Linked DNA regions of Homo sapiens: all the other regions are linked to region 3. Evidence: read pairs that join two places in POLR2A ChIA-PET (ENCODE). Cell type or tissue: MCF 10A. All regions are shown on one strand.

Region 1 (5,000 bases), 78 kb before region 3:
GGTTTTTTTTTATTCTAAGGTACTCATCATTATTTATTTTGAGGCTCAAATTAGCTTATATTTAGCTGGTGGGAGCACCCTTAAGCTGTGATTTGGGCACGCGCCGTCATTCTTTGAGCCCTTTTTACTTTCTCGCACAAGATGTTCCAGGCTCATCTTGTACTTAGCCTGTTGCAGCCTTGGAATTAGCCATTTCTCCAAGTAGCCCTCATTCTTTTTGGCTGGGAATAATGTTTATAAACTAAGATCTCTCAGCACAGTAGAGCTGAGAAATATAAATAAATAAGCATATCTACATCTGTTTATGTCTGTGTGTATTTGTGTGTTTATCACCATGATTTTATACTGATACCTACAATTTCATTCAACACCACAAGCCTAGTCTTGCCCCTTTCCATATTTGTAACACCTTTCTCCAACAGTAAGAACTGGTTCCCATTATCTACAATGAGTGTGTACTCATTTGCACAATTCTATAATCAGAGAAAATAGTTCCAGAATTGCTAACCCATACCATTGTAAAGAAAACCCCTTATAACTCAAGTTCAAATTTGTTTACAGTTCTTTTTGTCTGTATACTGAAAACATAAAAAGTACTATGTTAAAAAGCTATTTGGTTTAGTTTTAGTCTCCCTTTTAATACACTTATTTAACATAAAGTTTGTTCATTTGTTTGTTTGATTTCTGTTTTAGATTTTTTTTTTTTTTTTTTTTTTTTTTTGAGATGGAGTTTTGCTCTTGTCCCCAGGCCGGAGTGCAATGATGCAATCTCGGCTCACTGCAGCCTCCGCCTCCCAGGTTCAATCGATTCTCCTGCCTCAGCCTCCCGAGTGGCTGGGATTACAGGCGTGGGCCACCATGTCCGGCCAATTTTTGTATTTTTAGTAGAGACAGGGTTTCACCATGTTGGCAGGCTGGTCTTGAACTCCTGACCTCAAGTGATCTGCTCACCTTGGCCTCCCAAAGTGCTAGGATTACAGGCATGAGCCACCATGCCTGGCCCCATTTTAAGATTTTTAAAATCTCATCCTTACTGATTTTATTTTGCTTTTTGAGTATATAAAACATTATCATGGTTCCAAAAGTTAAAACTACACAAAAAGCTGTGCTAAGCAATGTCACTACCTAATGCCGGCCGCTCACTCCTACCCACCCCCTGTAGACAACCAATTTCATTAATTTCTGATTGATCTTTCCTGTGTTTCTTTTTGTAAAGAAAAGCAGGTGGGTATTTTCTTTTTTTCCCTCACAAAAGATAGCAAACTAGATACATTCTTTTGGACTTTTTTTTTTTTTCATTTAGCTGTATATCCTGGATGTCACTCCATGTTTGTAGGAATTTTCCTTATTCTCTTTTTTAAAACAGCTTCTAGTACTCCATCTGTGGATGTGCGACAGTGAATTCAACCCATCTCCTATATGTGGGCATTTAGGTTGTTTCCAATATTTGTAGTTACAAATAATGCAGCAGTTAATACCCTTGTACAAAGATATTTTTGTATTATCAGGTATCTTCAGGGAAGAACACACAAAAAAATTAACTTTTTAATTGTGTGAGCAGCAATATGTAAGATAATACTTCAAGCTATTTGTCTGCCTACTCCACACTTCCACTGTGGTCTTAGAAATGTATCCAAGGCTGTTGAAGTGAAATACTTATCTATCGTAATTATTTTTCTGTTGGGAAACCTTGAAATTAGAGAGCTGGAAGTAGCCTTGGGGACATTTTTAGTCAAGTAGTAGCCGATCATAGGCCCTGGGTCAGGGTTCATTTTAAGCAGTTAACTGTTCCTTGTACACACTCATCAGTGCTTTTCTGTCAGCTCGGCTCAGACCAGCTGTTTCGGATACTTCTCTCTTCCATTTAATTTAATTCACAAGAGGTTCCTTCATGTTGAACTGTTGAGTGGCCACTCCCTGGAGTTATAGAATGGCAGTAGGACAAGACAATTATACATGGGATAGAAATAAGGATTTCAGCATCTGTTTTCTCTGATAGGCCTCAGAGGATTGATGGTTATGAACTGTAGATCGTCAGAGGAATGGCATCTTGGATTCCCAGATGCTGCTGCTGGTCTCCTCCGGTGATTTGTTTATTTGAGACAAAATCTTGCTTTGTTGCCCAGGCTGGAGTGCAGTGGCGCTATCTTAGCTCACAGCAGCCCTTACCTTCCACGCTCAAGTTATTTTCCCGTTGTAGAGGCGAGGTCTCACTATATTGCCCAGGCTGATCTGGAACTCCTGGTCTCAGGCGATCCTCCTGCCTTGGCCTCCCAAAGTGTTGGGATTACAGGCATGAGCCACTGTGCCCAGTCCTCTCAGGCGATTAATGACTTCTAGTCTTTTGTTCCAGCTAGTGAACATTGGAGTAGAAGGGAGACGTCCTCCTGCATTGCTAGATAACCACGTAAAAGGTTGGCTAGCATAGCTTCCCATCAGAGGGGCCACAAGTGGATTACATATGTGTTGAAATAAATGATCCCCTCAGCCTAGAGGTGGCTGTGCTCCCAGACAAATCATTTCTGGCTGTGAGAAGCCTCTTCAGTTAATGTGCATGTGTCATACAGATATTTTCTATGCGTGCCCTGACATGGGAAAGGTTGGGAAAGTAGGCTAAAGCACAGTCTCAAAATTAGCCTCTAAGGATGTTGCTAAACCAAGGATATTGCTCCTTAAAGAGAACCAGGTAATAGAGTGAAGAGGAATTGAATTATTTAGGGTAGAGGTTAAAACCTACTTGTCCATAAAGATAAGCTGATAACCATATCTTAAATCTGGTGTGATATGAAATTCTTACTCACTTCTTTGCTAAAACAAAGTTAGAAATTAAAATGTATTTCTAAGTGACTTGGCTTGTAACCCCATTTTATTGGATATTGGAATATAGAACAGTTCACATTAAAGAACTTAGCATCTTTGTTCATTTGAATTTTGACATTTTATTCATTGCTATACTGATAATGTACTGGCAGTGCACTAAATGAAGTAGATACCAAGGGTATATTATGGTTGATGAGATTAGTGAACCAGGATTTAATGTCTTTTCTGAATACTTCTGAGTTTGATGTATTCTAATAAAGTTTTGACACTTGAGTTGCTTCTGTACTTAAATGTTTTACCTGAGTGGCATTCTATTATCTAAACCTTATCTGTTAAAATGTGCTTCTAAAATGCATTTTTCCTGAAGTATTTTACATTAGATACGTAAAATTTAATGATTCTGACATTTAAGGTGGTTATAACAGTTACATCAATTTTGAAATAAGCTTATTAAAATTGAGTATTTGGTGTTTTGAATATAATTTAATTTAATTCTGGTGTAGGAGGATTTTGAGGGAATGGAACTGACATTCACTGAGTGCTTTCCGTTGATTAGGCCCTGTGCTGTGTGCACTTTATGTAGTTTATCTCATGAAATCTTTACCATAGCCATGTGAGGTAGAAGGTGGGATTTGACCCATTTCACAGAGAGGAGGCAGGCTCTGGAACGAACTTAGCGTAAGGTCATAGAATAAAATAGTAGAGCTACAACTTTAAGACAGTTGGTTCTGAAGCCCGTGCTTGATACAAGTCACATGACCTGTATCATATTTATTTTGAGTCTGCAGTGGAACAAATTCCTACAAAGGCAACTCATTCTGTTTGGTACATTTTTGTATAAAAGAGGGAAGGAATTCTTCTCGAAGGGTTCAAGGGCAGGTGATAAAGGAATTTGGCTAGTTCAGCTAAAACAATGTGGAGCAGAGTTTCCTGGTCACTGTGCCCCTTCCTTTTTAGGTCAGTTGTGGAACAATTTGCTAGGAATTTTGTGAGAAAATTGTGAGTAGTTCCAGCTTACAAAGGCCTGGGATCAGGCATTGCTGGGCATGATGGGGATCAAGTCATGCTGGCTGAGGAATATGTCAGAACTCTTGGGGTAAAGAGAAATAGAAGCAGAATGAGTAATGTTCTCAAGTCTTGTAATTATTTAGAAGCATTTTTCCAAGTTCAACCTTCAGTAAAGCCTGGGGTTTCCTAGAATGCTTATTAAGTAACATAATCCAAAGAAGCAAAAGGAAGGAAGGATAAGGATTTGTGCCTTTTAATGAAGACAAAAGGAATTTCTGCCACTGTTTATGGCACTTTCTTAAGAATCTTTACCTAGAATTTGGGATTTCTATGGAAATAGTGCTTTTGAAAATTTGAAGGTTTTAAACTTACTTGTTACTGAGTTATTGTTAGGAATGATGTTTGTGCTCAAGAATTAGGTTGTCCTGAGATAGAGGTGGCACATCTAGATTTGAGTTATTAAAATATTGATGTGATACACAAAGATTTAGTCCAAAGGACAGTGGCAGCTTAGTTGAAGATAAATATCAAGTCTTTACTCTCACTACTTCTGTTGTAGAGGGAGTAGTATAGTCATTGGATAGCTTTGAATCCTACTGGGTAAAACCTTCTGAAGTTTCTTTTGCATCCTCACTTTTCCTAAACAACAGGTCAGTCATTCCAGTGAGTTGTTTGGTGGGTGTGGATGATGCTGCATCACTGATACTGCTCCCTCTGTTAAGTGGTGGTCTGGTTATCTGTTGCTGCATGACAAACAGCCATACATCCTAGAAGCCTAAAGCAACCATTTCATTTTGCTTATAATTTTGTGGGCCAAGAATTCAGGAAGAACTTGCCTGGGATTGCATCAGGTGGAGAACGTGGACTCACAGAGTTACCAGACGTGTGTTAAGAAGACACTTTGGAGGAGGATGTTCTGGAGTCTTCTTAACTCACCTGTCTGGTACCTCTGTGCTCCTTGGTGTCTCTCTGTCCCCCAGTGGTGTCATAATCTCCCCAGTCTCCCTGCACATGGTTTGGGCTTCTCTCAGCATGTTGGTCTCTGGGTAATTAGACTTCTTACATGGCGGCTGGCTCTCCCAAGAGCAAGCATTTCAAGCAATAGCAAGAGGGAGCTGTGGATTTCATAAGGCCTGGAGTTGCAGGTTGACATAGAATCACTTCTGCCATAT
Region 2 (5,000 bases), 86 kb before region 3:
TTTCTTTTTCTTTCTTCTTTCTTCCTTCTTTTTCTTTCTTCTTTCTTCTTCTTCGGAATCTCACTCTTTGGCCAGGCTGGAGTGCAGTGGCACGATCTCAGCTCACCGAAACCTCCACTCCCAGGTTCAAGTGATTCTCCTGCTTCAGCCTCCCAAGTAGTTGGAATTACAGGCAGCCACCACCATGCCTGGCTAATTTTTGTGTTTTTAGTAGAGACGGGGTTTCACTGTGTTGGCCAGGCTGGTCTTGAACTCCTGACCTTGTGATCCACCTGCCTCGGCCTCCCAAAATACTGGGATTACAGGTGTGAGCCACTGCACCAGGCCTCCCCCTTTCTTAAGATACAAGGAAGTGTATCTTTTCAGTGTGTGCTCTTTATGGATGTATACAATGCAGATGAATTTAGGAAGGCAATTTCAGATTTTGAAAACTGTTGAAATTAAACTTGAACATTGAAAAATCAAATTTGCAGTTGTCTTAAGTGTTTGCATTAGTTAGATGCTTCACAATTAATAAATACTAGCTAATATAATTTTATAAGACCCTTTGAAGAGGGAATTGTGAGTTTATTTTTAAGATAAGCCAGGTTATATCAAAGATATTGTAACCAACTAGATTTTATTTGGAGACTTTGTACTCTGCTTTAGAATCCAGTAGCTCTATCAGTGTGAGCTGTTTCCATTCTTGAGTAGAAGTTTTCTCCTGTTATTTTTTCTTTGTTCTAGCTGGGTTTAAGACAGCCTTCTTTGTAGAAATTGTTGGCCTGTTTATCCTTCACCCACCCTGAAGACACTTAATTTTATGGACTGTTCTTGTACTGCCTCATCACCAGAAAAAGCAGGCTGGAAATTAACTGTCATATTCCCGCAGGTTTAATTTAACTGATTATAAGAAAGTACAGTTATTGTTCTACCTTCTTTAAATCTTTGTCCTTGATGACCAAGCTCAGGTTTTTATTTTTGCTTATTTATTTATTTTTTGGAAATGGAGTCTCACTCTGTCACCCAGTCTGGAGTGCAGTGGTGCAGTCATAGCTCGTTACAGCCTGGAACTCGCGGGCTTAAGTGATCCTTCCACTTCAGCCTCCCAAGTAGCTGGGACTCCAGGCATGTGCCACCACGCTCAGCTAATTTTTAAATTTTTTTGTAGAGATAGGGTCTCGATGTTACCCAGGTCTTGAACTTCTGACTCTGAGTGATCTTTCCACCTCAGCCTCCCAAAGTGCTGGGATTACAGATATGAGCCACCAGTCTGGGTGGGTTTTCTTTTTTAAATAATAGATTTAAATTGTTCATTACTTTGTTTTGAACATTTGTTGCACAATGCCGGAGTAATATTTTGATTAAAGTTTTTGAATATCAAGTTGAAATTTCTAGAAAACAAATTTCTGACTTGGAATGTTTCCCTGAGATAATCGATGGATGACATGTTAGAAAAATGTTCTACTATATTAGGCATTTAAAAAATAACTGTATAATATAGAGACTGTGGGAGCAACAATGGTACAAATTGCTGGTTGAGCAAATTTTAATTTTAGTTGCACACAGTAAAATGTTCTTTGGTTTCATTAAGATTAACTCTTATTTCCATGTGAATTATTTTGGATATTAATAGTGAGATGCTTTAGCATTGGAGAAATTGCTTTATAAAAACTGAAGGATCAGACTTCACCTTAAGTGTATGAAGTAGCTGCCAGACCTCAACATTCGTGCCATGAGAATTTAATTCTGAGAGCTTAAATGCGTTAGTTTCATTTTATTTGCTTTGAATGTTTTGTTTATATATAGTTTTTTTTAGAGCCTCATTTAAAAAATATATGTATTTCTAGTTTTTTTCTTCGAATATATAATACAGATTTTTGGGAAAATGTGGGTCATGTTTGAAAATTCTATCGATTGTAAAAAAAAATTCCGACTCTTGGTTTTGGTTAAATAATTAGAACAGCTATTTAGAAAAACTGAAATAGTTAATGGTTTTGGAGTTTGCAGGTGCCTGTTTTCTGAAATATTGATTATCTATCCCTCGGGCAGAGTATACGTATTTGCCAAGTTTGTATTTCTTTTTTCTATTTCTTCAAAATAAGTCCCGTTGATTTTAAAAGAATAAAGAGTTTCCCAGTAAGTACAAGTGTGGTACTTTTTCCCCCTCCACTTTGTACTTTAGTGTTAACCTTTATTACATAACCACAGAGAATGAGGAAGAGAATTGTACAATGCAGATATTAAGCCTATTGTTCTCCAAGGAAAGTCTTTGATGTTAAGAGGTCCCTAAACCTCTTAATTATTTTATTTACTTGTGAGAGGGGGTGCTTCCTTAAATATATACGAGTCTTTTCTTATATTGCATACACTTGCAACTATTATTTTGAAATAATAGTTGAGTGGTGTTTACATTTATGACCTGATTCATGTCTTTTGAAGTGCCACCACTGTTTCACCATGGACTTGCTTACTCAGGTTGTTGGCAACAGCATGGAATTGCATCAGATCTTGCTGTATTAAATAAATGAAGATATTAGATGTCAGAATTTTTAAGTAGTTCATGGCTTTTGTTTTTATTTTCTATATGATCAGCTTCATAGGGAAAGTTATTTTTGAAACAATTTGAGCTCCTAATAATTTTTTGAAGCTATTTGTGTCTGGTCTTCCAAAGGCAAAAATGGCCCATTTTGACTCTGATTTAGTAATCTCCTTTGGCTTTAGTGGTTTTTATCCTTCCTCCCACTATCCTTTCCCCTCGTTTAGAGGTAGGAGGAGCCCAGTTCCAGTATTTAAAATGAAGATCAAGAGTGGCATAATAGCTTCATTAGGTGTTTTTCACCAAAATAGGTCTGAATAAGTCTGAATTTGTGGTAGAAGGAACCATAACAAATTTGTTTAGTGCATTACAGTTTTTGAGAATATGTTGTTTCACACACATTGTTTCTATATGTTGTTTCCATTTCATGGTGAAAGCATAAGGAATCCATTTAAAAATAGAGTAAAATGCTACAGCCAGTTGGGGGTTGGGGGCAGCCCCGTGGACCAGAATTTGCCTCTGTGTGGGAAGTCAGCAGGACCAGATGCCCCTCTCTTCTTTGGCTCTGTAGGTATCTGGATCTCTTAACATATAGATGACAAGTTTTGGCCAGCTTTGAAATTACATTTGCTAGTGGAGGACACATATCATTAACTCTGCAGTGGGAATAAGGAATTCAGTAGGTGCCTGACCCCAAATGATAAACTGCTATTCTAATTTTTATGCTGTGTAATATATTTTAGACTTTTTAATAAAAAAGATAAAAATTGAGCAATTTCATGAATTGTTATGTTACATCAATTTACCATATGAAGATTAATTCATGTTTTCAGAACAGTAATACACATTTCTGAAATATACAGAGACAGGTAATAGTATCAAAGGGCTTAAAATAGAATTTTAGTCTTCCTCGCCTCCACTCTCAGTCCTGCTGTCCACAGACAATCTCTGTAGGCTCTATTTAGCATTCTCTCTCATATTTACCTGCATAATTCTAACCAATGCTCTGTTATTTCTTAATTTGTCATTTTTAGGTATTATTCCTTGATATCTTGCTGTGGTAAATGAAGACTTCAGTGTTTGCACCACTTGCCCTTCAGTCTCTCCATTTCCCAATATAATTAGATTACATATTTTGGTTACTATAGTGATTCATTTTTCTTTCTTGTCCAACATTTTATTTTTTCTTGAGTCAATAATTGCCTCTTTTAAAAATTGCTTAGTTTACCTTAGACACATTTTCTCTTAAATGTTCCTTTAAACCTGTCAAAGGTCTGTGAATATTATTTTTTAACCCATTCAACGGATTAGATAATCTCCAAGCACTAACTCTTTTCTAAAATCCTTTCCAGAGCCCTCTGACCTCTGCTGTCATTTGAAATAGTTCTCCAGGCTGGACAGTTTTTATCGTGTGATTCCCTCTGTTGTTCTCTTATAATATTAGATCCCTTATTTCTTGGATCCCATGTCTTGTTTTTCTTGGTTTATTTCATTGTTTTGCTGGAGTACATCAAGCTCCTTTCTCACAGGAGGTAATTTTTTTTTCTCTAATTGCATGGCACATTAAGGGAGGTAAATTTTTGAGCCTTTGCAAGTCTGACATTTTTATTTTACCTTTATACTTGATTGCTTGGCTGAATAGAAAATATTAGTAAGAAAATAATTTTCCTTTAGAGTTTTAAAGGCATTGTTGGTTTGTTTCTAGGCTCCCAGAGTTGCTGTTGAGAAACCTGATGCCTTCCTGATTTCCTCCTCCACATATGTCCTTTTATTCTTTTTCCTATAATTCTTTAAGGTATTCTTTTCATCCTCTGTATTCTGAAATTTCAAAATATGGCTGGGCATGGGTAGTTTTTTTTTTATTTTATTTTTAATAGGAAGTGAAGGGATTTTTTTATGTATAGGTTCACATCCTTGAGTTAAAAGACATTTTTTTGTACTATAAATTTGATAGTGTGCTCCTCCCCCCATACTTATATCCCCCAATTTATTCTTTTTTTTCTTTCTGGAACTCTTATTAGTTGGATGTTGGGTGTCCTGAGTGTAGTCTCTGATTTTCTTATTTCTTTGCCTTTTGGTTCTAGTTTCTGGTATATTTCCTTGATTTTTTTTTTTATTATATTATACTTTAAGTTTTAGGGTACATGTGCACAATGTGCAGGTAAGTTATATATGTATACATGTGCCATGTTGGTGTGCTGCACCCATTAACTCGTCATTAGGCTTATTTAACATTAGGTATATCTCCTAATGCTATCCCTCCCCACTCCCCCCAATTTCCTTGATATTTTTTCTTCCATTCCTTCTGTTGAATTTTGATCATTGTATTTAAAAATTTTAAGAGCTCTTTCTCATTTCCCAATCATTCCTTTTTCACATATCCTCTTGCTATTGTTTTGCAGTATCTTCTCTTACCACTCCAGCAGTTCAGAGTATGTTGGTTTTGAAGTTTTGCTGTGCTCCCTGTATGGTTTCTATTTCT
Region 3 (5,000 bases):
GCAGCCCTCAAGGCCTGGGAAACTACGGAGGAAAGAGAGGGTGGGGAGCCAGAGGTGGAGAAGCCAGGGTGCTCAGGTCAGCTGAGCCAAACCAGACTCCAGGAGTAGATGAATTACTGATTTACACAGTATTCCTAAGGAGGGTGGCTTAGCCTAATTTTTCAAATTAGCAAACTGATGCTCCACGAGGTGGTATGATTTGCCCAGTCTAGGGTTGCCAGATTTTAGCAAATATATAGGCTGCCCAGTTAAATATGAATTTCAGATAAACAGTGAATAATATTTTAGTGTAAGTATGTCCCAAATACATCTTGTGTTTATCTGCTAACCCCCACCCCAGACACAGACATAGACACTGAACCACCAGGCCAGGCTCCCTCCATGGTCCCAGCCTCATGGGCAGAGCGGCCCAGGCAAGAACACAGAGCTATTCAACCAGCCTCTCACTGAGCTTCTGCCAGTCCCGTGCTGCCTTTGAGGAAAAACACCCCCTTGATCATATAACAAACTGGCCCTGGCTGTTCATGGAAAACTAGACTCAGCCAGTTTACTGCCACCCAAGTTCATAGCTGCTATTTGCTGGCAGCACGACAGGAGTGGAAGGAAACAGCGTAGTGACCCCACCTTTCTTTTGAGCTGGTAGGAAGAAAACAGAAGATGGACTTGGGGTTGGGCCCCGACTGGACAAGGCTATTTTGATGGGCTTAACAAGGCCCAGGAATTAGACTAGAGTGACATGGGTGGGGGTTGGGGGGAGGCGAATGGCACAACATGTCCTGAAGTTGTTCCATTCTTACTGTAAGAGAACCGAGCTTAATGCCCCAAACCTGCAAGGTGTGAAGTGGACCTCCCAGGCCACTGTACTGATCAAGCAAGGGGCCCTGCTGTCACATAAAGAGCAAAGGGCTTTGCTGTCAGCACTCTGCTGAGCCGCTCAGCTCGTCCAACCATGTGACCCCAGCTCAAATACTTCAAACTCTTGCAACCTCATTTCTTCTTCTATAAAATGTGCTAAATTTTTCTTATCCAACAGGGTAAGAGGATTAAATGACACAGTGGCACCTGGCACATAGTAGGTACTGATGAACGTCTACTGAATCTGGTTCTTCTGGCACTCAGCTCAGGTCGGGAGGAATGGCTGAGGATGGCTGGGCAGGGGGACAGTCCGCTCTTTGTTTTTTCCCTGTATCAGAATTATTCCAAAGATTCTTAGAAGAAAAGATCACCCAACACCTTTGAGGCTTAAACACCTAATCCTTATAACCACCTTGAAGGTAACAATTCCTCCCACTTGACAAATGAGGAAGTGACGCCCAGCAAGGTTCAGACATCTGTCCTGGGTCTGACAGCAAATAAGTCACCAGCCAGTCACCTGAGCTGCCGGAGCCAGTTTCTTCATGTACAAAACTGGGGGTGCAGAGGTTGACGGGGTGACTAATGAGGGCACACAAACCTGAAGGAGGCCCGGGCTCGGTGTGACACCTGGCTGCACCCAACATATTTAAGTTCCTTACTTCCCTCCCCTGGCACAAAGGAGCCGAGCTGGCACAGCCAGGGGCAGTCACGGAGCTGCGGGGGAGGCTGGCAGGGAAAGGGAAACGCTTCCCCAGCCCAGACTCTAGCTCCCTCTGGCTGCGGGGAGCCAAGGCCCCGGCCCATTAGTCGGTCCTTCTGGACTGGAAGCAGGCTGGTCCCGTTTGTTTCCAGGGAAAGCGGGTTAGGACTGCCTGTGGAAGGCCCCGTTGCAGGCTCCTCACAACCCCAGTGGTAGACATTATTCCCCCCACGCAGAGGAAATGAAGGCTCCGTGAGTGACTGACACGGCGATAAACCAAGTCTAACTTGGCTCAAGATCTTTTCTTTGCTGGGAGGGGCTGGTGAGGCTGCAGCAGAGGGTCCCCCAAGCTTTCTGGCCAAGCGACCTGGGTGGGTGTCCGTGACTGTACCTGCTCAGGGCTTGCCTCTAGCTGCCTCCGAACCCTACCCTTTTCCAGGCTGGTGGCCCAGGGGATGCAGGAACAGCTCTAGTCTACTAAGCTGAACCCGGACTCAATGCTAACGCGTGCCCCCACCGCCTTGAGGGTTGGGATGGGCCTGTCACTAGGCCACCTCCAAGGAAACAAATCCCTCTTCCCACTCACGTCCCGCCGGGACATTCAGGGGCCTCAGCTTGAAGCTAGACTGGAGCAATCGCCAAGCACCGCTCCCCTGCAAGGCAGCACATCCAGAGCGAAACAAAGAGTCAAGGGTTGTGGCTCCTGGAACCGGCATTCCCTCTGTCCACAGCCGCCCCAGGACTCTGCTGGGCCGGGGTCGGGGCTTCCCACTAGGGGCTCCCAAGGCTACGAGCCAAGAACCCACGCAGATGAAGGTACGGTGGGGTGCAGGGGCAGAAAGAGGAGGGAAAATGGGCCGGCCAGAAAGCCGACTTGGAACCCTGCAGTGTCATCGCAGCCAAGTGTCTTCACCTCGCAGGGCCCGAGTCCTCCTCGGTAAATGAGTCCACTCGGTCCCATGGGGCGGTTGGGTAGCTTTAACAAGCCAGTGAGCCCCGGGTCACCGCACTCTCCTCACAGGTGCCCCAACCTGGCGTCCGTCACGCTCTCGGGCTGCGGCCACGTTACCGACGACTGCCTGGCGCGCCTGCTGCGCTGCTGCCCACGCCTGCGCGCACTGCGCCTGGAGAACTGCGCGCGCGTCACCAACCGCACGTTGGCTGCCGTGGCGGCGGACGGGCGCGCGCTGCAGACATTGCACGTGGACTTCTGCCGCAACGTGAGCGCGGCCGGCCTGCGCCGCCTGCGCGCCGCGTGCCCGCGCCTGGCCCTGCGGGCAGAGCACAGCGCCGCCATGCTGCCCGACCAGCCCCCGCGCCCGCGCGCGCCCGCCGCGGCCCTCGGCAAGCTGCTGCAGCGCTAGACGCCGCCCCGCCGCTGCCCCCGGGGAAGGAGCGCAGCCCCAGACCGTCCTGGCTTCGAACCCAGCTCTTCCACCTTCAGACCACCACCGCATATTCTGAGCCTCATTTTCCCCGTCTGCACAGTGGGGATAAGAAAGCCTACCTCACGTTACGATTTTATACATAGGATAAACGCAAGATTAAATGGATATTTGGAAAACACTCGGCTGGTTCTCACTCAACACCACCGCCTTTCCCCTCTTGCTTCCGCCCCAGGCTTTCTGCTGTGCGCTCCCCACGGAGGCGGGAGGCGCCTGCACCGTCCTCGGGGACTCCGATCGCCGTTGGACCGAAATCACCTCGGTGGGGAGGACCTGACCACTCGGAGTTCGCCGACTTGCGCTCGGGGGTGACGGGGGCCAGGGCTGCCGCGCGCAGGGGTCTGGGGAGCCTCCGGGCGGAGCGACCCAGCGAGACCCCGCCGGCTCCCGGAGTGTCCTGGGGACCGCCACCTCCAGGAGCCCCGGTGGTGATCTCGGTGAAGCAGGAGGAGGGGAAGCAGGGGCGCACGGGCAGAAGGAGCCACCGAGCCGCTCCTCCTTGCGGTTTTGCCCGCACGCGCGTCTGCCCGCCCACCTTTCCTGGGGCGGATGCGTTCCCGCAGTGACCGCACTCGCGATTGTAGAAAATTCGCTCCCAATTGTTGAATGCTTACATAAACTGCATAGTTACCCATATTTTCTACTGTTCTCATAAGGGAAAAAGAAATGATTTGGAAGAAAAAAAAAGCCTCAAACTAAACAAAAACAAAACCAGCAGCCCTGGCTAAGCTTTTGATAATGGAACCATTATAAGCTGACAAGCTAGATTTTTCACCTGTTGGATTTGCTGGACATGAGCACAAGCCTAGGCTTCCAATTTGAATTTCAGGGCTGTAGTCACTGATGTGTCACATTTAGTGAAGGCTCTCGGCCCCCCGGCAGCCGCCTGGTCCTGGGTCACTGGGGAGAATTCTGGGTGGGTGGAAGAGGCGAGGAGCACTGTGATGGGCGCTGTTCACACTCCGGCTCCACCCAGCGCCAGCTGCGACAAAGCCCTTTACCCCTCCCAGGCCAGGTGTTTCTTCTGTGTGAAAGAGGAGCTTGATCCCTACTCACAGGTTCCTTAATTCATTGCTCAAATAGGGAAACGGCAAGGAAAAAGACAAATTCTGTTCTCATGAAGCTTACCTTCTAGTGGGGGAAGAGACAACAGGTAACTGGTATATAAGAGGGTAGAAGGGCCAGGTGCGGTGGCTCAATGCCTGTAATCCCAGCACTTTAGGAGGCCAAGATGGGCGATTCACGAGGTCAGGAGATCGAGACCATCCTGGCTAACAAGGTGAAACCCCCGTCTGTACTAAAAAAAAATACAAAAAATTAGCCGGGCGTGGTGGCGGGCACCTGTAGTCCCAGCTACTCAGGAGGCTGAGGCAGGAGAATGGCGTGAACCCGGGAGGCGGAGCTTGCAGTGAGCCAAGATCGTGCCACTGCACTCCAGCCTGGGCGACAGAGAGACTCTTGTCTCAAAAAAAAAAAAAAAAAAAAAAAAATGGTAGAAAGTATTTGGAAAAAAGTGCAGGCTGTAACAAGGGCTATTAGGGATTGCTGGCAAGAGATTGGGGGGTGAAGCCTCTGAGAAAGGGTTGACCAATGTAAGCCTCACTGAGAAGATGACATCTGAGGCATGAAGTGAGGCAGGGGGCATAGATACTCCTGGCAGAGGAACAGTCAGTGCAGAGGCCGCGGACTACAGGCATGGCTCATGTGCAAGGAGATCAGAGTGGCTGGAGCAGAGTGAATGAGGAGGGAAGCTGAGTAGCAGGTATCTGAGAAGCAATGCAGCCCGCAGCTTAACTTCAACATGCTTTTAAACTTTTTTCCCATTCTCTTGAGTTTCAAGATATAACCTTGAGGAAACTCAAAATCCTTTCTCCTTAGCCTTAAAATAGACTCCACGTCCCTCCCCTTTCTCACCAGATATGCTCCCTTTTCATTTATCTAACTGTATGCTACTATTTAATTGTGTGATGTCTTAGAAGTTTCAGTGGCTAATCTTGAGA

What was found. ChIA-PET counts read pairs that join two places held together with the same protein. Peaks named below come from ENCODE experiments on the same cell type or tissue, not always from the same donor. Only the 100,000 strongest peaks of a DNase experiment are listed, where the experiment ranks them.
Region 1: POLR2A ChIA-PET joins it to region 3 with 23 read pairs; 8 of 35 experiments call an interaction of 5 or more read pairs at or near these places.
Region 2: POLR2A ChIA-PET joins it to region 3 with 12 read pairs; 21 of 35 experiments call an interaction of 5 or more read pairs at or near these places.

The regions. Positions count from the first base shown.
Region 1 is chr15:63,519,861-63,524,860 of GRCh38, forward strand. All of the region lies in intron 1 of USP3 (ubiquitin specific peptidase 3), which reads left to right. Among named protein-coding and RNA genes, the nearest start is that of USP3, 18 kb to the left of the region's middle. In MCF 10A, no CTCF peak of the experiment used is centred here; a DNase peak (open chromatin) is centred at 2,561.
Region 2 is chr15:63,512,416-63,517,415 of GRCh38, forward strand. The region is part of intron 1 of USP3 (ubiquitin specific peptidase 3); the gene reads left to right. Among named protein-coding and RNA genes, the nearest start is that of USP3, 10 kb to the left of the region's middle. In MCF 10A, no CTCF peak of the experiment used is centred here; a DNase peak (open chromatin) is centred at 2,446.
Region 3 is chr15:63,598,121-63,603,120 of GRCh38, forward strand. It overlaps FBXL22 (F-box and leucine rich repeat protein 22), which reads left to right. Exons shown (of 2, transcript NM_001367807.1): 2 at 2,577-3,121. The coding sequence ends at 2,919. USP3-AS1 (USP3 antisense RNA 1) reads right to left here and starts at 2,707. Exons shown (of 3, transcript NR_034080.1): 1 at 2,469-2,707. RefSeq lists enhancers at 1,824-2,541, 2,804-3,621 and silencers at 2,609-2,898, 3,319-3,448. In MCF 10A, a CTCF peak has its summit at 1,633; DNase peaks (open chromatin) are centred at 1,611 and 2,721.